Linked DNA regions of Homo sapiens: region 1 is linked to region 2. The links are chromatin loops, found by intact Hi-C in ENCODE. Cell type or tissue: endothelial cell of umbilical vein. All regions are shown on one strand. Each heading gives the region's core, and the rest is flanking DNA. Links, peaks and the distances in the headings are about the cores only.

Region 1 (11,836 bases), core at 2,523-10,522, 73 kb before region 2:
AGCCTAACTTCCATGGTGTTGTCACAAGCCCAAGAAGAAAAAGGGAACTCTGGTGAATACTTCTGAATGACAAAGATAAAATGGAAGACCTATGATTTGGCTATTGGGCTATAAAAATGGACAGCCATCACATGAGGAAACCTAGAAAAATGAGATAATGAGCTTCAGGGCTCAGAATGGAAAGAACCCCATAGAAATCTTTGATCTTTTCCACCATGAGTTCTACACTGATGCAAAGGACAGAATCAGAATATACATTCCCTGATTTGGAAAGTATATATTTTCCCATCCAAGTTCATTGTGAACTGCTGACCAAAAGGGCAGTGTTTTATACAGATTCTGTCTAGAACTAGCCCAGTGGGAAAAGCCTCGGAAAGCATATGGCAAAGAAACTCAGACTCCAGAGTATGATTTAGTAACAGAAAGAGTGGTGTGTCTTGTCTTTGTATGCCCGTATAAATAATCACGATGGCTGAACTCTGCTATTTTTCATCCAACCTAAGTAACAGCTTTGAAAAAGGAAGATAACAATGACCTGTGTGTACAGCGTCCAAGGGAACCATTAGCAGTGGAGCTCCCCAGGCTCCTGGGACGACCAAGCACATGGTCCAACCAACCATCTTCTGACAAGGTAGGGGTGGGCAGTGGAAGGCAAAAAGAATGGCTGCACTTGTGTTTCTGAAGGTCAGACCAAGAAACCAAGGAGCGTGTCTTTGTTATTTCAAATCTATAGCCTTTGAAGTCCCAGCAGGTAAGTGGGTGAGTCTCATATACAGCTCAGGAACTCCTTTCTCCTCTGTACCTCCTTAGAGATATAGGGCTAAGACAGCCCAGGTGTTAGCCTGTCCAAGCCCTTCATTTGCAAAGGAGGAAACTGATGGGCAGAGGACAACACAAACTGCCCAAAGTCACACTGGTAGATGGCATTTGGGCCAGGATGAGACTTTCTTTTTTTTTTTTTTTTTGAGACGGAGTCTCGCTCTGTCACCAAGCTGGAGTACAGTGGCACAATCTCGGCTCACTGCAACCTCCTCCACCTCCTGGGTTCAAGCGATTCTCCTGCCTCAGCCTCCCGAGTAGCTGGGATTACAGGCACCCACCACCACACCCAGCTAATTTTTGTATTTTTAGTAGAGACGGGGTTTTACCATGTTGGCCAGGATGGTCTCTATCTCCTGACCTCAGGTGATCCACCCGCCTCGGCCTCCCAAAGTTTGGGATTACAGGCGTGAGCCATTGCACCCGGCCAGCAGCATGAGACTTTCTAACCCAGCTTTCTTTTCCCAATCTTAAGCAGCCCATCTGGGGCTATGTGACTGACCGCTAAAACTGCCTCTGATTCCACATTTTGATTTTTGCTCCCATAAGCACTGTTCACAGTTTTCCCCCTCATATTACTTCTGTAACAACCTTGAGGTGGTCAAGGAAAAGAAAAAACACCATCCACATTCCTAGGCATTTTAAGGAAATGCACACCAGGTATCTGACCCAGACTCCTACTTCCCTGCCAATCTCCAGCTCATATCAATTCATTTCCCTAACAGAAAATAGGTGTCAACTTTGTAGGTGGAAAGTAATTTCCCTGCAAATATTACCGGAGAGGTTGCTGACACTACTTGACAGTTTTATTATTACTTTTGTTTTGCAGTAAGGTGGGGGAACTCTACCTTTGCCAGGTAGAATACTGAAAAAAAAAATGTAGAGCTTTTAACTTTGTATTAGTTTTAACATCGGAGGGGAAAACAAGAAACAAAGAATATGTGTGCTGTCCGCATGCCCAGTACGGCTAAGGGCAACCTCACAGGCTCCTGGCTTACCTCACTTCTCACCCGCGAACTTTCAGATCCTGGAGCTTCAGTGTGGGTTAGAGGGAATTACTCCGCAGCATCTGAAAAGCCAGCTCACAGGTGGGCCGCTGGGGCGATTTGGCAGGGCCTGCTTGTAAACACTGGCTATCAACTCCTTTACAAGGTAAGCCAACCAGGGGCAAGTTAACTCGCTTTACTCTTCTCCGGGTTTAATAGAAGGTGGGTATACTTTTATAAGAACCCAATAATCTAAATATTTCACACGTAGACAAGAAAACTAGAAAGCCCCAAGAGAACCGAAAGAGTATTTTATTAATAACTATTTATGTGTAGTAGCTACTTAAATTCATGTTTCACTACCTATTTTTTTTTTTTTTAGACGGAGTCTCACTCTGTTGTCCAGGCTGGAGTGCAGTGGCGCATCCTGGCTCACTGCAAGCTCCACCTCCCGGATTCACGCCATTCTCCTGCCTCAGCCTCCCAAGTAGCTGGGACTACAGGAACCTGCCACTACACCCAGGTAATTTTTTTCTATTTTTAGTAGAGACGGGGGTTTCACCGTGTTAGCCAGGATGGTCTCGATCTCCTGACCTCGTGATCTGCCCGCCTCGGCCTCCCAAAGTGCTGGGATTACATGCATGAGCCACTGCGCCCGGCCTCACTACCTATGTATTTTCTAAAGGGTCAGATAGACTTAGGTGTAGGTTGGCCCGAGAAAATGCAGGGTTCCCAGTTAAATTTGAATTTCAAATACACAATGAATAATTTTTTAGTATATTCCAAATAATGATAGGGCATACTTTTATTCATTGTTCATCGACACTGAGTCCATTAACCAGCTGGTTTATTTATTTATTATTATTTTTCCCCTTGCTTCATTCTTTTCTGACCTTCTGTGGCTTAATTTTAGGACTCCTATTAGAGGGTGGAGGGAGAAATACAACTCACACGCATCGGGTGTCCTACTTATCATTAGCTGAGGCACAAGTTTTGGGAGGGGAGGGATTTGCTACTTTGAGCTAAAAATGGTGATTATCTGCATTCTCTCTATTACCATATGGACAGAATTAGCCATAGACTGATATTTTCCAGAGACTGGATTTTGCAGGCCAGTAAAATCCAAAAAGAAAAGAAAAGAAAAGGAAATTGGGAAATTGTGAGAAGATCAATATACTGTTGCCAAGTTTAAATTTGATCAAAAAAGGGTGTTTAAAAAAACCCCACAGCTACCATCTTCAATTACCATTAATTCATAAAAGAAAGCAACATTTCAATACCCCAAAAGTAGGAAGGACACTCTCTTCTTTATTTCTTAAATAAAGTTGGCAGCTTTACAATGGATTGCCCTCATTTTTGTGGAAACTTCATCACAATCTGGTGCTGGCTCTGAGATCTGAGAATATGCAGACCAGGTCATGCCACAGCAGCACCTATAAAGTGACAGCAGCAATGCTGCACTTTTCACAGGTTTGTGTTGGTAGCAGATAACCACAGAGCACCTTGCAGTAAAGGAAGGAGAAGGTGAACGTGTGCCAGTTCGAATTCTGATGATCTTAAATTAATATTTAATTTAAGCATTTTATTTCTGAGATGTATATTATTTGTGTGGAAGCATAGTGTGATTTTTCTCAAACCACAAAGCATTTCTTTAACTTATAATATATAGAAAACGTTTTTCCAAACTTCCTTTGGAGCACAGCTCAATCTCTGAACTTTTCTTCCCTATCTCTATAAAATGAATGCTTCAGGAACTGGATAATGTGACGCTGAACTTAAATAGCCCCCTTCCTAAGAGAGTTCAGAGGTCTTTGAAAATACAGGTAATTGAGCCTCCTGGTTCCTGAGAGCTGGCAGAATGTGTGACCTCAGCTGAGAAGAGTTGGGTATTTGCCAAAAGGCAGGTGTAGTTGGTAGCAGTGCTCAGAGACCAAGTCCCCAAGTTCAGATTTTCTATCCCTCTTCCCATTGTATACAAGGGAAAACTATGGTGTGAAAGTGGATGATTGCCTGAAATTGCTGAGTAATTAAAAGGAACCATGATGAAAATAAACTGCCCAGCCCAAATATCATATGTAGTTTCTTTTATCTTCCTCCAACCTGAGAAATGTATATAAAGGTATTTTTACCAGGGAAATCCTTCTTTAAATAGGGTTGAAACTCAATTTCATATGCTGCAGAGAGATGCAAGGTATTATGTACCAATGATCCCTAAATATTCTTTTCTTCTTCACATGGCTGTGAAGTTACAAACTGAGTATCCTTTTCAACGGCTTGTTGAAGCAAAGAATTAAATATACATGTACAGACTAAAATATATGTTAGTATATTCTTTAGAAATATGAAGAATACCCCCAGCTTTTCACAGTGATAATCTCTGGGTGGGGTCTTTTTAATATTATGTTTTTCTGTAATGATGGAGTTTTAAAATAATTGTAATTGTCTATTACTTTTAGAATACGTAAAAAAGATACACAGCATGCACATTCTCATTAAAAATCACTTCAACCTGGACTTTTGGGATGTCCTTTAAAGTCACCTAGTACTTGCACTTTCCCACAGTCCTCTGTCCAGCCTCTCTCAGTGACCTGAGACATTCAGTGCCACTTGTGTATTCCAGACATTTGTCTTTCTGAGAGAAGCAGTGCTACCACTTTTTTTTTTTTTTTCTTTTTTTTGAGCCAGAGTCTCGCTCTGTTGCCAGGCTGGAGCACTGAGACACAATCTCGGCTCACTGCAACCTCCCCCTCCCGGGTTCAAGCGATTCTCCTGCCTCAGCCTCTGGAGTAGCTGGGACTACAGGCGCCCGCCACCACGCCCGGCTAATTTTTGTGTTTTTAGTAGAGACAGGGTTTCACCATGTTGGCCAGGCTGGTCTCAATCTCTTGAGCTCGTGATCCACCTGCCTTGGCGTTCCAAAGTGCTGGGATTACAAGCTTGAGCCACCGCACCTGGCCCACTTTTTTACCTTCTCAAAACCCCAACTCTCCTGTAATTCCTGAAGCCCAGGTAATTTTCCCCCTAGCCCCATTGAATACTGGCTTGTTTTCATTTCTCTCTCTTTGTCTTTTGCCTTACTAATTCTGATGTGATTGTTTTTTCAGCCTCAACTGAATAGCAGAGAGATTTTGGCTTTCATTCCAGAATGATGTCTCACAGAAAGTCAACTCGTGTTCCAGGTATGTGATAAACATCTCACTAGTGAACTTCTTGCTGTTTCTAAGCGATTAACGGTTTGGTTAGCAAGCCCAGAGCCCTGCAGATACCTTTTGCCTCCTACACAAGAAGTAAGCTAATGAAACCCACGGAGCACGGCCTGCCCCTCTGCTTCCCTTTAATGGTTTCTGTCACCCAGGCCAGGCTGCCGCCACCATGACTCTGCACATCGATGTGCCGCCTCAGGGCAAGCAGAATGCAAATGACGGTGGCCCTCAAATTGCAATTTAAGGATAGCTGTTATATCTTCCCATATATTTCTCTTCCTAACCTCCAAATTTGAGGATAATGTGCTGTTTTAACTTATTCTTAGTAGGAAGAATGTTAAACCTTAGGGTGATGGTAGTGTATTGCTGAATTCTGTGTTTTGGAATAAATTAGATTTTTTTGATGTGGAGAAGGGAGAAAGGGGGAGAACTAAATGCAAAGATAATTTGATTTTAAAAGCTGGAGTTTCCTGGTTCCTGGGTTCTAGATATTTAAAAAATAGCCACAATTAATTATGTAATAAATTGTAGGAGGTTGTCAAGTTGTCATCTTTATTAAGGTGTTTCTTGCCAGACATATTCAAAATCTGTGTACTCAGATGTTAACTGCATTTGACTCTATTGATTAAAATATACTTTCTGCCATCAAAATGGAACTCCAAGATGTAAAGGGAAAGAACACTTTAAAAGGCGTTTCCAAAGTCGTCTTGGATAGAGGAGCTTTCATCCAAGGGTGCTATGTGGCATTCCGGAAATGAATCAGAGACTTGGGCCCTCCACTTCCTTAGAAACAGAGACACGCTGAAGATCGTTAGGGTAAATGAGTGGGACAAAGTACACTCTGCATTTTCTTTTTAATTTCAACTAAAAAAAATGCTGCACTCTTGTCTTGGCTGGAGAAACATCCTCAGCCTGTTCATCTCCTATCCTCTGCCCAAATCAACTCCAAATTTGACTGACTGAATTTTCAGTTCCTATATTTTCAGATCAGTTCCTGTATTTTCAGATCTGGCTCTCTCTGTGGTTGTGGTGGTAGCAGTGGTAGTGGTTATGGAGTCTGTAAGACTTGCCATTTTTAAAATGCCGAAAGCTCTCTTCAGGTTAAATAGTCTCTCTGTGTGATTCTCAAATGAACTCCTTGAGGAAGAATGTTCTGTGTGTATCTAGAAACCTTAGTTCTACAAGAATGAGAGCTAAAGAAGCTCACCCATGTCCCACAGAAACCACTTCTTCCCTTTCCTGAACAAGAAACCGATGTTCTTCATCTACTGTCTGTCCACCCAGGCTTGGAAGACAGGTGAAAACAATCCCATCTTTCTATTCCTAGAAAGAGGTAGGGATGTGATGCTTACATTCCCCTGGCTTTTACTTGCATCAAATGTGGGAGGAAGGAATAAAAGAGAAGAGGAAACTAAAACCTGAGAAAGGGCAAGAAGAGAAAGTATTAGGTTGATGCAAAAGTAATTGTGGTTTTTGCAATTACTTTTAATAGCGAATCCCCGCCCCCCAAAATCATCTAGCAATCTGCCCTCTGGAGTGAACTTGAATAAAAGTAGGTAATAGTACCACTCTTGGCTTAGAAGTATCTGATTATCCCTACTAACCAGTACAAGACATAGATTTCTGAAGGAAAAGGATGCCTACCATTGGCTCTTTTTTGTTTTTGTAGTTTGATTTTTCTTATTTTTTAAAAGGTTCTAAAAATAATACATATATACCTGGTAGAAAATTTGAAACTTAGAAAGAAGTTAAAAGAAGCCTACAAAATATCACCGCATCATATTATCTTATTAGCCAAATGCAACCACCACTACCATCCAGGGAGGGTTCTTGCCAGTATTTTCTCTATTTTTTCGTATGCTTTTAAAAATCTTCACAACTAAAATCATTCTGTGCACAGAATTTCACATACTACTTTTTATTCAATCAAAAATATTTTCTCATGTGTTTATTAATTCTTTAAATATTATTTTAATGGCAGTATAATTTGCCATCATATGACTATATTATAATTTATTAATAATTTTCCTAATAAAGGACATTCAGAGTGTTTAGAATTTTAGCCATTATAAATAGTATTAAATAAACATGGTTTTTGTGTGCATTAATCTTTACTTTTTAAATTATTTCCTTAGAATAATCTACTGGAAGTAGGATTACCAAATCAAAGAGTATCATCATTTTCAAGACTTTAGTACCTATCGCCAAGAAAGCTGTATCAATTTATATTCACAGTATATTAATGTCTTTCTGAAACTGACTGAATTGATTAATGTCATTTAAAAATCATGCTATCTTGTTAGGCCTCTGATACTTTGTATTTACTGGTAAGGCTGAAAATTGTTTACAGACTAATGAAACACATTATATATTAAGGTTATTTATTTTGTGCCTTAATATTTGAAAAAATACATCTTCTTATCAGTTTGCTTTTTGTCCTTTTTGCTGATTGTTTATGATCTTTTTTGACATACAAAAATTTTATTTTTCTCTATATTTCAATGTATTGAACTTTGTATTCTGTAATTTCTTCTATTACTGTAAAGTAGAGAAAATCTGCCTGTATCTAGATAAATATGCAGAAATACATTCTCGTTATTTAATTAATTTTTCAAAAATATTTCTTGAATTTATCTAGGATTTGTTATACGGCGTGAAAAAAATTTATTTTTCTCTGATAAGCTAAAAATCATCATGCACAATTTATTACTTTTTCCCCACAGCTTATATATGTATTCTATTGACACATATGCAAGATTCTTTTTACATATGCGAGATTATGTTTTGGGGTTTTCTTTCAGCACTTTACTGATCTCTTTGCCTATTCATTTATCAGTAGTTTCTCCATCCCTAGTCCTTTTCTTTCTTTTTTTCTTTCTTTTTTTTCTAAAGTTCTTTTAACTATTCTTATTTCTTTCAACTTAAAAGGTGGCCAAGATGACATACCAGAAGGCTGTCTAAAATTATTGGAGAAAGAGAATCTTTGCCTTTAAAGTTTTAGGTCTTAGGTGAAAACGATGCAGTGTTAGCTCTTGTGTCTATAAAGGGTGGGGTTCATGCTATGACACAGAAAATCAGAAAGGACTTTCTTGACATTTGTAGAAACAGTAATATAAAGAAGAATTAGGTACCTTTTGGTTCATCTTAAGTAAAGAAAATTTCCAGTGAGGAGATTGAGACATTTAATGTTAAAAAGATCCTCTCTCTTCTAGGGCACGAGTAAAGATATCAACCCATCTATCTGTAGAAAATTGCCAGAAACTGTCACAAAATAAAAAATGAGAGAAGGCCTGAATTACGACAGTCCTGGTGGGGTTCTACAAGGTGTGTGCCAAATAATTTTGTTTTCTTTTTAAGGCTTGTTAACAGTGGATAGCTTAAGGTGATGGGGTTATAGGTGATTTTTTTCTTGTCCTTATTTAACTGTATTTTCTTTTCTTTTTTTTTTTTTTTTGTCAAATGGTATAAAAGCTTTTTTTCTTAATAATGGCCTGTTAATTAACATCTAGAACCCAGTACTGGAAGCATTAGTCCCAAGAAGTGCAAAGTTACAAAAAGTGGATTTTCTATTTCTTCACCTCTTACCTTAATAGACACAGAAACACTAAAACTCATCTCATTAGAAGAGGTTTTGTGAAAATGAGACAGGACATAGCTAAACCAAGTGCTTTTCCTCCGAATAAGATTTCACCCAAAATGAGGTTGGGGACTGGATGAAGTTATGAAAAAACTACTCCTTAAAACTGCTATTTCTAAAGCTAATAGGAATTCTTTTGTAGTGGGCTTTTTTCCCTTGACAACCAACGACTGATACATCTTGCATGTTAAAAAGCAGAGGGCTATAAGTAAGTTTTCAGTGGAAATAATTTTTTTTCCCTGCACCTTCCCTTTTTGTGATACAGTTGGCACTATTTTACTGTCTTAAAGATTCCCATTTTACTTTAATGGTCTCTACTTTCCCCTTTTCTTAGCTCTTCTTAATTTTTATGCTTTTCATTAGTAGATAATTCTCTCTGGCTGACCAACGGGGATGAGGGTCAGAGTCACGGGCAATATACTATATCTGCGTTAGTCTGGCTTGAGAACAGCGAAACCGTGCCTCCTTCTCTAATTAGTCACTTTAAGTATCAGTGATGGGCAGTCTCTGTGACAATGATTTTGTCATAGTAAGCACTTGAAATACCTGCTGCAGTTTTTTCACCACCCCCCTCCTCCCCGTTTCAATCAGGCAAGTTTATCTTTGTTCTTTAAACCATAAGCAGGTTTTTGTATTTTTTTTTTTTTTTTTTTTGCATGCCACATTGAAAAGAAATAAAAACCAAGTGCCATACATGTCAATTAAAGGCATAAACAATTAAGAGATAGTCCATTTCCCCCTTGAATCTTTCATGCTTATTTTCCCTTCTTAGAATAACACTTAAAAGCCATCGAAGCTTCAACGGGACCAGTGTCTCCCCGTTTCGTGGGGTGTAGAGCAAGGTGTGGGAGGAGCGTTTGGCATGTCAAGTCTCTGCTCTACAGTGGATCTCCACGTCCCGGCTTCCAGTGGACAGCCCTGTGAGATGGGGAAAATTTCCTTCCGCTCAGATACTGTCAAGGCCAATGTGCCTTTCAGGAGATTGTCTGAGAGATTTCGAACATTGAAACTGTAAAAAAAATTGAGCTGGACAGATCCTTGCCACCACTTTTTCTGCTAAATATAGAAAAGTTGTCATCGGGTTGCACAAGCAATTTCCAGCTACAGCACCTCAGGAGGGGAGGCGGGCTCCTGTCTCTCATAGTTAAAGTGCATAGAGCTGAGCCGACCCTGACTCACGGGTTGTGAGGAACATGGGAAGGTGGTAGAAGAGTAATGAGAGAAAGGCGTCCTTGTTTTGGTTAAATATAATGACATGGGAAGATGTGCAGTTGATGATGGTATTTGCTTACAATGTCATAAAGCATCAATAATTTGCAAGAAAAGGGTAGAAGGAGCCCTACCCCAGGAGTCTGTGCTCAGAGTTTCTCCCCTATCATTGCTTTGGAAAACACTGTTGTATCGTGGAGGGAGACTGTGAGATATGGAGCCAAACAGGCATGGGTTGGCATCCCAGCTTTATCACTTACCCTTTGTTTGATTTGGAGTTAATTACTTAACTTCTCTGAGCCTGAGAGTCCTCATATAGAAGATGTGGGTAAAATAATATTCCTCTCGCAGCATCACTAGGATTCATGTGAGGAGTAAAGTACATGGCACTACTAAGTGCTCAGCATTTGTTGGCGCCCTTCCCCTTCTCCCCTTTTAGGCAAATCATTTAAGCCCCCTGGACATCAGTTGCATCTCTCTTAGCAAGTCCTATTGGTTCTACCTCCGGAATATATTTAGAATTTATCCACTTCTCTCTATTGTCATTGCTGCCATGTCAGTCCAACGTGTAGGCCGTTGCGATGCCTTCCTAACTGGTTTTCCTCCTTCTGTTTTTAAACCCAGTGCAATCCATCTCCACATAGCAGGCAGAGAGGGCATTTTAAAAATGTAAATCACATCATGCCCCTACCCTGCCTAAAACCCTCCCGTGGCTGAACTTAGAGTAAAATCCAAGCTCCTCACCACAGCCTTCAAAGGCCCATGTGATCAAGCCCCTGCCTACCGCTTTCCTTTTAGACTCCACTTGCTACTGCTTTTTTCTTCTATAAAATTTTTTTTTTCCGGTTGTACTGGCCCTTTTCAGTTTCCAGAACACTCCAAGTTTATTTCTACCGCAGGGCCTTTTAATTTGCTGTTTCCATGGCTTGGAAGATGCTTCTTCTAGATTCTCCTGTGCTTGAAACCTTCTCCTAGGTCAAATGTTCCCTCCTAAAATTTGTCATCCTTGACCTAGTCACTCTCTATCACAGCCCTAATTTATTTTCTTCATAGCACTTGTCACTATGTGAAAGTATCTTAAATACTGTTTATCTGTTTATTTTCTGTTTTCCCCCATGAGAATGTGAGCTCCAGGAAAAAAGGGGACTATGCTTTTCTCTTCTTTTAATTTTTTTTGAGACAGAATCTCGCTCTATTGCCCAGGTGGTAGTTCAGTGGCGTGATCTCAGCTCACTGTAGCCTTGACCTCCTGGGCTCAAGCCATCCTCCCACCTTAACCTCCTGAGTAGCTGGACTACAGGTGTGTACAACCATGCCCAGCTAATTTTTTGTATTTTTGTAGAGATGGGGTCTCGCCACATTGCCCAGGATGGTCTCGAACTCCTGGCCTCAAGTGACTCGTCTGCCTCAGCCTCCCAAAGTGCTGGGATTACAGGCAAGAGCCACCACACCTGGTGTGGGACTATGCTTTTCATTGCTGAGTAAACCTAGAACAATGCCTGTACCTAGGAGGCCCTTGGGAAGCATGTGAAGAATGGATTCTGAATAAATACGTATAATGGGATAAAAATATCGTCCTGAAAGTTGGTGACTGGATTTGAAAAATCTATGTCCTTTCCATTTCTTTTTTTTTAAGATGGAGTCTTGCTCTGTTGCCCAGACTGGAGTGCAATGGCACAATCTCAGCTCCCTGCAACCTCCGCGTCCTGGGTTCAAGTGATTCTCCTGCCTCAGCCTCTCGAGTAGCTGGGATTACAGGCATGTGCCACTATGCCTGGCTAATTTTTTGTATTTTTAGTAGAGACGGGGTTTCACCATGTTGGCCGGGCTGGTCTCGAACTCCTGACCTCAGGTGATCCGCCCGCCTCAGCCTCCCAAAGTGCTGGGATTACAGGCATGAACCACCACGCCCAGCTTCCTTTCCATTTCTAAAGATTCTATGATTCCTTGGACAGAAAGACTAAATCCTGGGATAATTTTAA
Region 2 (11,836 bases), core at 1,617-9,616:
CTTTTCCATAATTGTTATAGTGAGTATTGTTTTACTTTTATGACGGGTACAATAAAATGAACTTGATTTTGATCATTTACTAAAACTGCTTTCAAAAAACATCAATTCTAATACAACGTGCTTTAAAAGTCTTCATTACCCTCAAGGAATTTTACCTCTGACTCTAGGCAACACAGCCGTGACAAAAATGCGCCACTCCAAGCTTCAATAGACGAAGTCTAAAGTTAAGGTTTCTCCCGAGGTGTTTACATCTCGGCTCTTCTCTGGTGCTTTTTCATGGTTTGGTTTGGAGGTGAGTTGTAGGAGGGGCCACACCGGCATGCGGTTGCAAGGAGAGAAGGGTGTTGCTGCCCTCCCGGCATCACACCCATCCTAAGAGCAAACACAACCCACAAACTTGGGTGTCATACTGCCTGGGTGGCTCCCCAAAGGTGCTGGAGGCACACTCCTAGAGGGTGGGGCCGAGGAAGCTGAGATGCAAAAAAAATAAAAACAATGGCCAGGGCTCTGTTGGGCAAGGTTTTCTGTTGTCTTCTTTCTTCTTGCCCCTACTGTTCACAGTATTTGGCTAGGTTTTGCTTAAATCTTTCAGAGAGGAGTGTTAACCTCCCAAAATGAAATAAAATATAAAAGGAAATAAAATAAAAGCTTGAAAAAGATGACCAGGAATGCCATAGAAAGAACGTAGAGATAGAACTAAAGTTTAGGGTACTTCAAATGCGTAATCTAGGTCGGACGGGCACTGATTCACAGAATACTATATTAGAGACCCTCACAGCAAGCCTTGTTGGTTATTGATTCAGTTCCAGACCATGGTTACCTTTCGGTATTGTACAATATTGGCTTGAAGTGCTCCACGTTTGCACCCCTGACTCATATTGCTCTGGATGGTAAATGAGCTTGCACACGACATCACATTGCTCCCCACTCTGACCTACATTATGTTTTGCTGTGAATGAGTTTAATGGATTAACATCTGATTGGCATGAGCTTCCACGTGTGACTGCCGAGGGTTGGCAATGCTTTTCGTGAGCCCACAGAGGCATTGCAGACGTTTGCTCTGAGTTTTCGTCTCGAAAATTTTGCTTTGTGTTTTGTTTTGCTTTCCTCCTAGTAAGAGTATCGTTCTCATTATGACATTTTTGTGCCAGAAAAAAAAAAAGAAAGAAAAAGTGAGCAGTTCCCTACCTACACAATGAAAAACCTAGGTGGTTTTTATTGTTATCCAAAACACAGGGCATGCTGAACTGGTTTCATTTGAAGGCAGGGCTTGTATTAAATGCCAAATAAGGAATTTTTACACAATGTGGAAAATGAGGCAAATACAAAATGAATATTGGGTTGAGTTTTCCCTGAAATTTCTGTGGACTGGAGTTTGGATTTAAAATTTTCCACTCATAACTTACATTATCAATTTGTAGACTATCACCACAAGTATGTGCATAATGATGACCCTGTGATTTCTGAACAGTTACTTAACTACAATGGGATTTAATCAAAGGATTCAACAATTGTAGGGGCAAAAGGCCGTAAAATGAACAAACTTAGAACTGTAGAGCTGTCTTTACTATGCAATTATGATAAAGGTCGAGACAAGGCCATTTTCTAAAAGCAGAGAGGTGATTGTAGTGTCTATTTTCTTTGGTAACTAAGACCTTAAAAACAAGCTTCTGAAGTTATGGTTAGAATTAGAAATCCATCCCATTCCCTTCACCAACCAACCAACTGACATTTTTTTATTATTAAAATTTTTTAAAATATATATTCTGTTCTATAGACTGTAAGAATTAGGAAAACTGGGAGATAATTTCTCTAAAGGGAAGTATAATCTATTTGCTTAATGATCCTACAAGGAGCTAATAAGTATCATCTCTCTTAGAAATAATAATACTTTGCTTTTATATAGAATCTTTCTCCAAGGAGTGCAAAGTATATTACAGATAATATCTAATTAATCCTCTTAGGGTCCCCAGGTGAAAGGGAAGTGGCAGGTATTATGAAGGTTCATTGGCACCATCAGCATGTCTCAGGTGAGGAAATGGAGCTATAGAAAGCACGGTAAAAAGGGCACACGCATAGTTATTTAGGCTAGATCTGCGTGACCTCAAAGCACCGAATCCACCCATTGACAAGAAGAATCAATTGAGTTTGAGCAAAAAAACAGGATCGTTTGACTGAATGCTTTGCCTTTTCCACCAGCTGGGCTCATGTAGCATGAGTTTTAGTAGGTTTGCCAGTGAAAGAACCCACATTACCTGACTTCCAGCCTGGTGGCTTCTTCAGAAGGACAGCATGGGTAGTACGGATTGCTTCAGTTTCCCATTTGCTGCTTGACACAGCACCCTCAAGCAGCACATCAGCCATGTGGCTGTGGTTTGGTTTCTCATTGTCCTTTTACGTTTGGTTGCCTGGAGTCTGTCCATTGTTCTCTGCAAAGTGGGTCTGTATGGGGTATTTTGGGGGTGGGGCATGAAGGAAGGTAGTATGGTAAGAAAGGGGCAGGGGATTGAATAATCTGTTTTGGTAGCTTCTATCTGTTGAAGCAATAGGAGATACACTACAAGTCTACATCTTTTGTATCAAGATAAATCACAACCTGAGTCTTGAGAGAGGGAAGTATTTGTCCTGCTGCAAGTGCTGCTCCATTTCACTTTTAAACATTCCATGGGCCAAATTCAGCTTCCCATTGTCACAAATCCTCTCTGGAGACAGAAGCCCATACCACTGTCTTGATCAATACCTGATGAACAGGAAGAGAGTGCTTCTGCAAAGAGGGAGCAAACCTTAAAATAAAAGCCGAAGTAGCACTTCCTAAGCTTGAAACTCTTCCACTGACAAGCTCTCTGCAGAGTTGGGGCTCAGCTAAAATTACCTCCCAAAAAGGAAAAAGCCTCCAAGAGAAAATTCAGTCAAATTAACAAACTAGTTGCCTCTGATGTGAACTACATTTTTGACAGGTTGAGATAATAAATAGTTTCTGATTCTTACTTACCTAGCTCAGGAGAAGTTGATAGTGGTTTTACAAGAGAAAGACACTAATAATGTCACTTGTTGTGCAAATGGAGGCATACAACATGCTCTGAGGGAAGATACCACTTTTTCCAATGTTGGAACTCAACAAGTCCATCCGATGGCCCTCAATTGGCCACTGGAATCTGTAACCGTTGGTTTGCCACTAGACAGGTGAGCATCTACTGAAGCTTCTCAGAATGGAAAAGCTTCCATTCTGGCTGTTGCGAAGAGAAGAAATCTCACCCAGTCCCCTGAATTCACTCTAGCCTGCTCTCTGACTCTAGCTTGCCCCTCATACAAGTACGAATATTTCCCTTTAAGCATCCATGGTCATCTATTTCTTTATTTTATTTATTTATTTATTTATTTATTTATTTATTTATTTATTTATTTGAGATGGAGTCTTGCTCTGTCACCCAGGCTGGAGTGCAATGGCGTGATCTCGGCTCACTGCAAGCTCCGCCTCCCGGGTTCACGCCATTCTCCTGCCTCAGCCTCCCGAGTAGCTGGGTCTACAGGTGCCCGCCACCACGCCTGGCTAATTTTTTGTATTTTTAGTAGAGATGGGGTTTCACCGTGTTAGCCAGGATGGTCTCGATCTCCTGACCTCGTGATCTGTCCGCCTCGGCCTCCCAAAGTGCTGGGATTACAGGCGTGAGCCACCGCACCTGGCCCACGGTCATCTATTTCTTGAAGCCACTCAACTGGTCCTTAAGTCCACCCACTGACATAAATCCTCTTTTAATAACCTCGTTGACCTCTTCCTCTCCCACAGCTCTTCTCTGTTTCCATGAAGTTCCCATTTGTGTCCAGTTCTTGGCTGGTACACTGGCCATCCTCCAGCCTGGAATATCACCCTACTCTCTAAGTTTAGCCTCTCCCCTTATTTAATACTGGGGCACATACTAAGTTCTTCCAGATCTGCTTCTCATCCTGTTCCTCTCAGCCACCCTGTAGGATTTGTATAGAACACATTGTATACATACTTGAGTTCATGTTTACCACCCATTTGCAGGCCTTTTTTGTGGATGTATGCTCAGCCTCTCCTTCCAAACTAACTGTCACCTCCTTGGACTGAGGCTTAGAGTTTAGGGTTTTCAGGATAGAGAGCTTATCTGTTAGGTCCTTTGAACCGCTCCCTAGCATTCTGGCAATAGAGGAGCCCTCTGTATTATTCGTGTTGATAGCCCAACTAGGACTCTCCTAGGTACCTATCTTCTTTTTTAAAACAAAATGTAGCCTGACCAACATGGTGAAACCCTGTCTCTACTAAAAATACAAAAATTAGCTGGGCTTGGTGGTGTGTGCCTGTAGTCCCACCTACTTGGGAGGCTGAGACAGGAGAATCGCTTGAATCCAGGAGGCGGAGGTTGCAATGAGCCGAGATGGCACCACCGCACTCCAGCCTGGGCAACAGAGACTCCGTCTCAAAAAAAAAAAAAAAGGAAAAAAAAATGTTACCAACATCACATCCAAGTGGCATTCAACTCTGGCTTGCATTAGAAGTTGAGTTCTTTGTCATTTTATGCCTGTATGTGTGTCCCAGGGTGGGTGGGAGAAACACTTACAAATAGCTTCTATTGAATAAAGGGCTATGAAGGAATTTTCCATAACACTTGCACAAAAATTATTGCATTTAACTCCCCAGGCTCTTCATAGAAATCCTAACATCTTCCCCTCCCTCCCAAGCCTTTTCAGTTCCCTACACTTTCCCCCCAACCCTGTTCCCAGGGTATAGCGGCAATAGAGCAGCTAAGTCTGTTTGGTATTCAGTTAGAATTATTTATATATCAGAGCTCAGGCTTGTTTATGCAGTAGAATGCTGAAAAGGAAGTGAATCAGATCTATTCCCTAACAGAGCATCCAGGGGTCAGGGTGAAAACAAATACTGATGATAAGGTAAAATCCATGTTCTACAGTCAGCTTTATTATGAACCTCAAATACCACAGCCACGCAGGACCAAGGCCTTGATGTAGTGCCTGCATAGCTAGCAAAGAATACGTGAGCAGCTAGTCATTCCTATCCTAGGGAAGCTCCTGAGCCCATGAGCATGGGGAAAATCCCAGAGGCCTTCAGGAAACCATTGATTTTCCATCCCTTCCTCCAGGCCTACACATCCCAAAACTTATATCAGAAAGATCCGTGGTGGGATTCTACAATATAACACACCCTAGCTTGATTAACTTTATGTAAACATATCTTTGAAGTGACTACATTTAAGTTTTTCAGCAGCAGTAATTAACAGCTACTACCATTCACTGAGTTTCTACTATGTGCCTGGTATTATTATACAGCTCTCATTTAATTCTACAACAACTCTGAGAAACCATTAGCATTACTCTCATTTTATTGATTAAGAAACTCAAAGATGCAAAATCTGATATCTATGAAGTAACAGACTGAGGATTAACACTCGAGCTCCTTTGATTCTAAAGCCCATTGTTTTCCTTTAGATCAGGGGTCCTTAACCCCTGGTACTGGTCCTGTTAGGAACTGGACCGCACAGCAGGAGGTGAGCCGAGGGTGAACCAGCATTTCCACCTGAGCTCCAGATTCTGTCAGATGAGCAGCAGCATGAGATTCTCAAAGAAGCATGAACCCTGTTGTGAAGTGCACACGTGAGGGATCTAGGTTGTGCGCTCGTCATGACAATCTAATGCTTGATGATCTGTCACTGTCTCCCATCACCCCCATATGGGACCATCTAGTTGCAGGAAAACAAGCTTAGGGCTCCCACTGAGTCTACAATGTGGTGAATTGTATAATTATTTCATTATATATTACAATGTAATAATAATAGCAATAAAGTACACAATAAATATAATGTGCTTGAATTGTCCTGAAACCATCCCCCAACACTCCTGCCCCACTCTGTGGAAAAATTGTCTTCCATGAAACTGGTCTCTGGTGCCAAAAAGGTTGGGGACTGTTGCTTTAGACCACCCTGCCTCTGTATGCCACATGTGAGGCAGTGGCTGCATTTAGAAGGTGGGGGCTGAAAGTTCTGCTGAGGAGGGAAGTAGTAACTTGAATATCATGTGTCTGGTCTGTCAGGAGTTTTTACCTTGGTTTCACTGCCTCAGAAACACTCAGGGCTGGAGGCCCGATAGGAGAGAGACTGGATTCTTATCCAGTTTATGCCACTCTGGACAAAGCCCTATCTTGCCTTGCACTTAGACTTGGGAAGACAGGTTTCTCCTTATGTTAAAAATTAGTTGGCCAGGTGCAGTGGCTCACGCTTGTAATTCCAGCACTTTGGGAGGCCGAGGTGGGTGGATCACCTGAGGTCAGGAGTTCGAGACCAGCCTGACCAACATGGAGAAACCCCATCTCTACTAAAAATACAAAATCAGTTGGGCCTGGTGGTGCATGACTGTAATCTCAGCTACTTGGGCAGCTGAGGCAGGAGAATCGCTTGAACCCGAGAGGCGGAGGTTGCAGTGAGCCGAGATGGCGCCATTGCACTCCAGCCTGGGCAACAAGAGCGAAACTCCATCTCAAAAAAATAAAAAACAGAATTAGTTATATTAAAAAATAGAACAGACAATGCTGCCACTGTAAGTCTTCAATCAGAGTGCAGATAAGTAACCCGTCTAAGATGTGGTGCAGGATATGTTCAAGTCTCAACCCAGGCAAGAGCTCTGTGATGAGAAGTTGACTATTAATGGCTGGGTGGCCTTCACCTGGCATGCATTTACTCACATTCTCATGGCTGCAACCCAATTTCCTTCCTGAGCAGTGGGATGATGTTGGTGGGCTTTCTGGACAGCTCCTGTGGTGCCTCTGAAAAGCAGGGCTCTGCTTACTACACTGGTCCCAGGGCACAGAAGAGGGAGGGAGGGCCCCGCATGAAGAATCCCAGGCAAACCTCCAATCCTCTATGCTCCAGAGCACACAAACAATCAGGACCTGTAGGTCTTTCAGCAGAAGGGGCCTCAGAGATGATCCCTCCAACTCCAGCACTTAGAGGTGGGCAGACAAGGCAATGAGAAAGGAAGCTCCATGCTTAACACTGCTGGGAAGTGGTGTGCTGAGACTAGAATTCTGGGCTTTTTAAACTCCACATCATCAGAGCTTCTCCAGCCTTGCTCTGCCCCTGCAGCCCAATTTGGGCACATTTATCCCAAAAGAGGTTTTGCCTCTGTACGGCCTCATAAGGACGGGTCACTCCTGTCCCTGCTTTGAGTAACTCCCAACACAGTCTCCGTGCCCTCAAGGCTATGTGTATTTCTCACTTTCCCTGGAACTAGTCACTCATGGACACTCTGCACTCCTACTTCTAAACTGCATACTTCTGCAGGCCCAGGCCTACATATCTTTCTTTCTTAGCTGCCAACTTCTTTTTGTCCAAGTAGCTGCCAGCATAGAACAGGTAATCAATACATATTTATTAAATAAATGAATGTATAATGAATAAATATCAAAAAGTTGCCTACAGTACTCAAGAAGATGGACAGTTTCAGGCAGCAGTTGATTAGAAGACAACTTCAGTAAGGGGTAATAAAAGGTGGCTCTTCTTCCCCATTTTTGCATCCTTCCTTCCTCGCACTCACACTGTGAACCAGAAGGGTTTACCTTTAGAGTGCTATTCTATGGTTGAAGAGGAGGCTAGGCTGAGGGTCTCCTTCCTCTGTCTTGTCAGAAGCACCCCTAATGGTGGCTAATAAATTCGATTGCATCTATCCTTCAGTTTTCTAACCTTCTGTCTCTTTTGGTCCTACCTTCAGCTCAAGGGCTTAAGAAAGAAGATATTTCTTTTGGGGAAGATGATTTAACCTTTGATTGGACCTCCAGGTTTCTCAAACCCTGTCAGCAACCCACCTTTGCATCCAAGACTTACTAGGAAAATCCAACATTTAAAATACCGCTACTGAAACAAATTATATGATAATAAAACAGCAAATTCCTTAGCCTTCCCACAGTCACCCTCAAGATGTTATAAATTATAATAGAAGTGGTTTCAATTCTTTTTTTCTGCAACAGTATAATAAAACTATTTTGTGATACGTAGTCTAATAATACACAGATTTTTTTAAACAAATGAAATCTGAATTGTCAGTGACAGTGTATTTTTCTTCTATGAATATTAGAAATCTTAGCAAGTGTGGCTGATACTTTCAAATGGGACTCATATCCTACATAGGACATGTTGATAATATCATTGCATTAATTTGGGGATGATGAAGACTTATTCCAGAGGTGGTATACCAGTTGTTCCCTACATATTCTATTTGGATTACAAGTGATTGTCTAACATTTTTAAAAAAGTTGAAGTATATTCCAACATTTAAACATCTAGATGTTTTCTTTAAAAAGGTGTGTTTTGTTGAATATAGAAAATAGGCAATACAAGGTCTTTGTTCCTGCATTATACAACTAAATTTGGTCTAAATGAGTGACTGCCATCTTTAGCCAGGACACAAACTCTCTGGTCAACATAACCCACAGCACTCTCTATTGTCTAGTGGAACTAAGGTCATGTGTCAGTTGCCATTTATCACTGGGTTTGCATGATGGTTTGGATTTATTTTGGCTTATCCTTTTGATATGTACCCAGACAGCTTAAGGTATCCACCTAACTTCTGCAGTCATCTGCGATAGGACCCAGTGTATTGCAAGGCATTACATGACGGACTGGACCCAATTCAAGCTCTGGTACTTGTTCCCGAGGCCAGAAGACAAGCCTTTCTTGCAAACTGCACAAGACTCAACACAGTCCTACTGCTTCCAGGAAGGCTTTTGTGACTGCTGGTGCTCAGCTTTTCTTTATTTCCCTGACGCGGGGTTCCCCAGCAGCCAGAACCAATGACACCACTTGGTGAGAATTCACATTGTTGTTCAGTTGCTTGACTTAGAACAGATTTGTCTTTCTATGGGAGAAAAACCCTGAAGATGAAAATACTATCTCTTGGACAAGAGAGCCTGACCTCTCTCTGCTCACAGCTATTGGACACATATCCTATTCAACAGAGCGAATACTTTGAACCTGGGTTAAGCAGGGAAAAAAAAACAACAATTTAGGTTACCTTAATCAGCAAGGCAAACAGACTTTTCATTTCCTTTACTTTTTTTCAGACTGTGGCCAGGGCTTCCCTGGCAATAAAAGATCATACCAAATTGTTCTAAATTATGTAGATGATAGTTATTAATATAATCTTCTTCCAAAAGAAAACAAATGTCATAAAGCCAGCAATCCATGCCAGAGAAGCCCAGGAATGTTCCCCCTTAGTAGGGTGTCCGGCTAACCTGGGCGCTGGCAAGTCATTCCTCCCTTCACAGTCTGAGGCTGAAGAGGTCACTTGGTTTGAGGAAATGGCTCCTCAGCTCCTCCTACCCCCACTTTACCCACTAAGAAAACCAATGGCGCCTTTTATCAGTTTGGCAAAAAGACAAAGGGAATGTTTAATTCTGTACTTAAAATTCTTGGTTCCTACTGTCAGCATTCCCAGTTCTCAGAGAACACTGAATGGATATTTGAAGAGTTTTGTGAAACTGAGACTGAACAGTGGCAACGAGGAGGAAAAGATCCAAAATTAAAAGAACATTTAAAAATACACGCCCCCGTACATTCCACTCTCCTCACTTTTCTCTCCTCCTCAACCAAGTCATATTCAGCCCTTAGGAATATTCCCACAGGAGGGAGGTGATGTAATATCCTCAGACTGTCTGTGTTCCAGTCCCAATTCACCCTACCTAGCCATGAGGACTTGGGTAAGGAAGTGAACGTCTCCATGCCACAGTCCCCATGACAGTAAAGTGAAGTTAACAACAGTGCCAAGTTCTGGAACCTGTCATCTATGAAGGGCTCAATACATATAAACTACTATCATCATTTTAATTTTCTAAGGAAAGCACCTGATTACAACAGGATCTGCAACGCAGAGTAACAGCTGCCAACTGGCAGACTGCTGACCCTAGCCTTTCAAGCTAAGACTTTGCAGGGTAATAAAGTGAAGCTCTCTAGTCATTTCAAATGAGTGAACTGTTCTCACTTGGCAAAACCGGGGCCTCTAGAAATCCAGAAGAAATTGAATTAGCACCTTCTTCATTATCTCTCTCTCTCTCTCTCTTTTTTTTTTTTCGAGACAGAGTCTCACTCCGTCGCCCAGGATGGAGTGCAATGGCGTGGTCTCAGCTCACTGCAACCTCCGCCTCCCGGATTCAAGCAATTCTCCTGCCTCAGCCTCCCAAGTAGCTGAGATTACAGGTGCATGCCACCATGCCCAGCAAATTTCTTTTTTGTATTTTTAGTAGAGATGGGGTTTCGCCACATTGACCAGCCTGGTCTCCAACTCCTGACCCCAGGTGATCCACTGGTCTCGGCCTCCCAAAGTGCTGGGATTACAGGCGTGAGCCACCGCATCTGGCCAATTCTTTTTATTTATTTATTTTTTGAGATGGAGTCTTGCTCTGTCCCCCAGGCTAGAGTCAATGGTGCAATCTTGGCTCACTGCAACCTCAACCTCCTGGGCTCAAGCGATTCTCCTGCCTCAGCCTCCCTAGTAGCTGGGATTACAGGCACCTGCCAACACACGTAGCTAATTTTTGTATTTTTAGTAGAGATGGGGTTTCACCATATTGGCCAGGCTGGTCTCGAACTCCTGACCTCAGGTGATCCACCCGCCTCAGCCTCCCAAAGTGCTGGGATTACAGTTGTGAGCCACCGTGCCTGGTCAATTATCTCTTTTAAAGAAGGATTTTTCTTCTTACATAGAAAATTTGTGTTTAAGGGGGATCTTGGGATGTCAAAATGGGCTCTGCCTTTTCAATCTGAAAATATACTGATGTGATGTGTGACCATCTAAGAACATTGCTGCACTTGAAATGTGGTCTATAAATTATTTTATAGACTGAATAATGTAATCATCCTCAGATTAGAAGGCCAGAAGAGGCTGTATGAGGCCCTCTTTTCACAGAAGAGCCATCCAATCCCTGAGAGTTGAGAGACTATGACCAAAATCAAGTGAGGGGTAAAGATGGGGCTGGAATTCAAGTCTTTTGGCTTCCCATCAAATGAATTTTTCATCTCACCAAGCTAACTCTGATAGCTAGGTTGGATGACTATGCTGTTGGAAAGTGCTGGGCCTTGTAAGACTTTCTGATTCTAGCTCTTTTTGTGAGAGAGGATGAGTTTTAATAACTACACAAACACCCGATTTATTCTCAAGCAGCCTGTGATGCAGGGCCTTGGCCATACCTCCCAATGTGTCATCATTTCCATGGGAAGACCTACAAGGAGCAGGAATCCAACATACAAGGACATAGTGAGAAGCAAAGAGGCATGAAAGTGGATAAGAATCTTAGTGGTGGAAGTTCGAAACCACTGAATAATGAGAAACTTTTTTGAACACAATGATGTGGCACAGTCAGCTGTAAAACATCTTCTTCCTTTGTTAGCTTTCTTCCAAAGTGTCCCAGCGACAGGCTGGTGGTCAACTTTCATGGTGTTTCTCCAAAGACCTTCACGTGGTGCCTCATGACAGACGTTCCTTGGAGATTGTCTAAGGAGAATAGAAGAAGCCTGGACAAACAAAGCTATGAAAACCACAACTTCATTCATTCCTGAAGGTTTGCATTCACAAAAATTGCACAAATTGTTCTGCACATTGAAAAATAACACCAAAATCTTATTTTTAGAAAGGGAATATAATGACACAATTGGGGTTCCTTTAGCTTTCCAAACAGTGCCCAACAGTAGTTTCCAAGAAAGTCATGAGCTAGCTTTTTTCTAATTGTGTACACAGTTGTGTTTGTGTAAATGTACACAACTGTATGCATGTACACAAACACACTCACCATTTAATAGCCAAAAATCCCTCTAAA

The links. Hi-C counts contacts between places; a loop is a spot of excess contacts. Peaks named below come from ENCODE experiments on the same cell type or tissue, not always from the same donor. Only the 100,000 strongest peaks of a DNase experiment are listed, where the experiment ranks them.
Region 1: a loop joins it to region 2, with 2.0 times the contacts of the local background. A loop is called at or near these places in 2 of 110 quality-filtered maps.

The regions. Positions count from the first base shown.
Region 1 is chr15:60,629,941-60,641,776 of GRCh38, forward strand. All of the region lies in intron 2 of RORA (RAR related orphan receptor A), which reads right to left. It overlaps LOC105370846 (a long non-coding RNA gene), which reads left to right and starts at 2,211. Exons shown (of 5, transcript XR_007064663.1): 1 at 2,211-2,328; 2 at 4,910-4,984; 3 at 8,221-8,332. RORA-AS1 (RORA antisense RNA 1) reads left to right here. Exons shown (of 6, transcript NR_120342.1): 6 at 504-699. RefSeq lists enhancers at 4,910-5,723, 4,939-4,988. In endothelial cell of umbilical vein, for the core only: no CTCF peak of the experiment used is centred there; a DNase peak (open chromatin) is centred at 5,781; H3K27ac peaks cover 1,640 bases.
Region 2 is chr15:60,703,977-60,715,812 of GRCh38, forward strand. The region is part of intron 1 of RORA (RAR related orphan receptor A); the gene reads right to left. Among named protein-coding and RNA genes, the nearest start is that of RORA-AS2, 28 kb to the left of the region's middle. In endothelial cell of umbilical vein, for the core only: no CTCF peak of the experiment used is centred there; a DNase peak (open chromatin) is centred at 4,885; H3K27ac peaks cover 1,054 bases.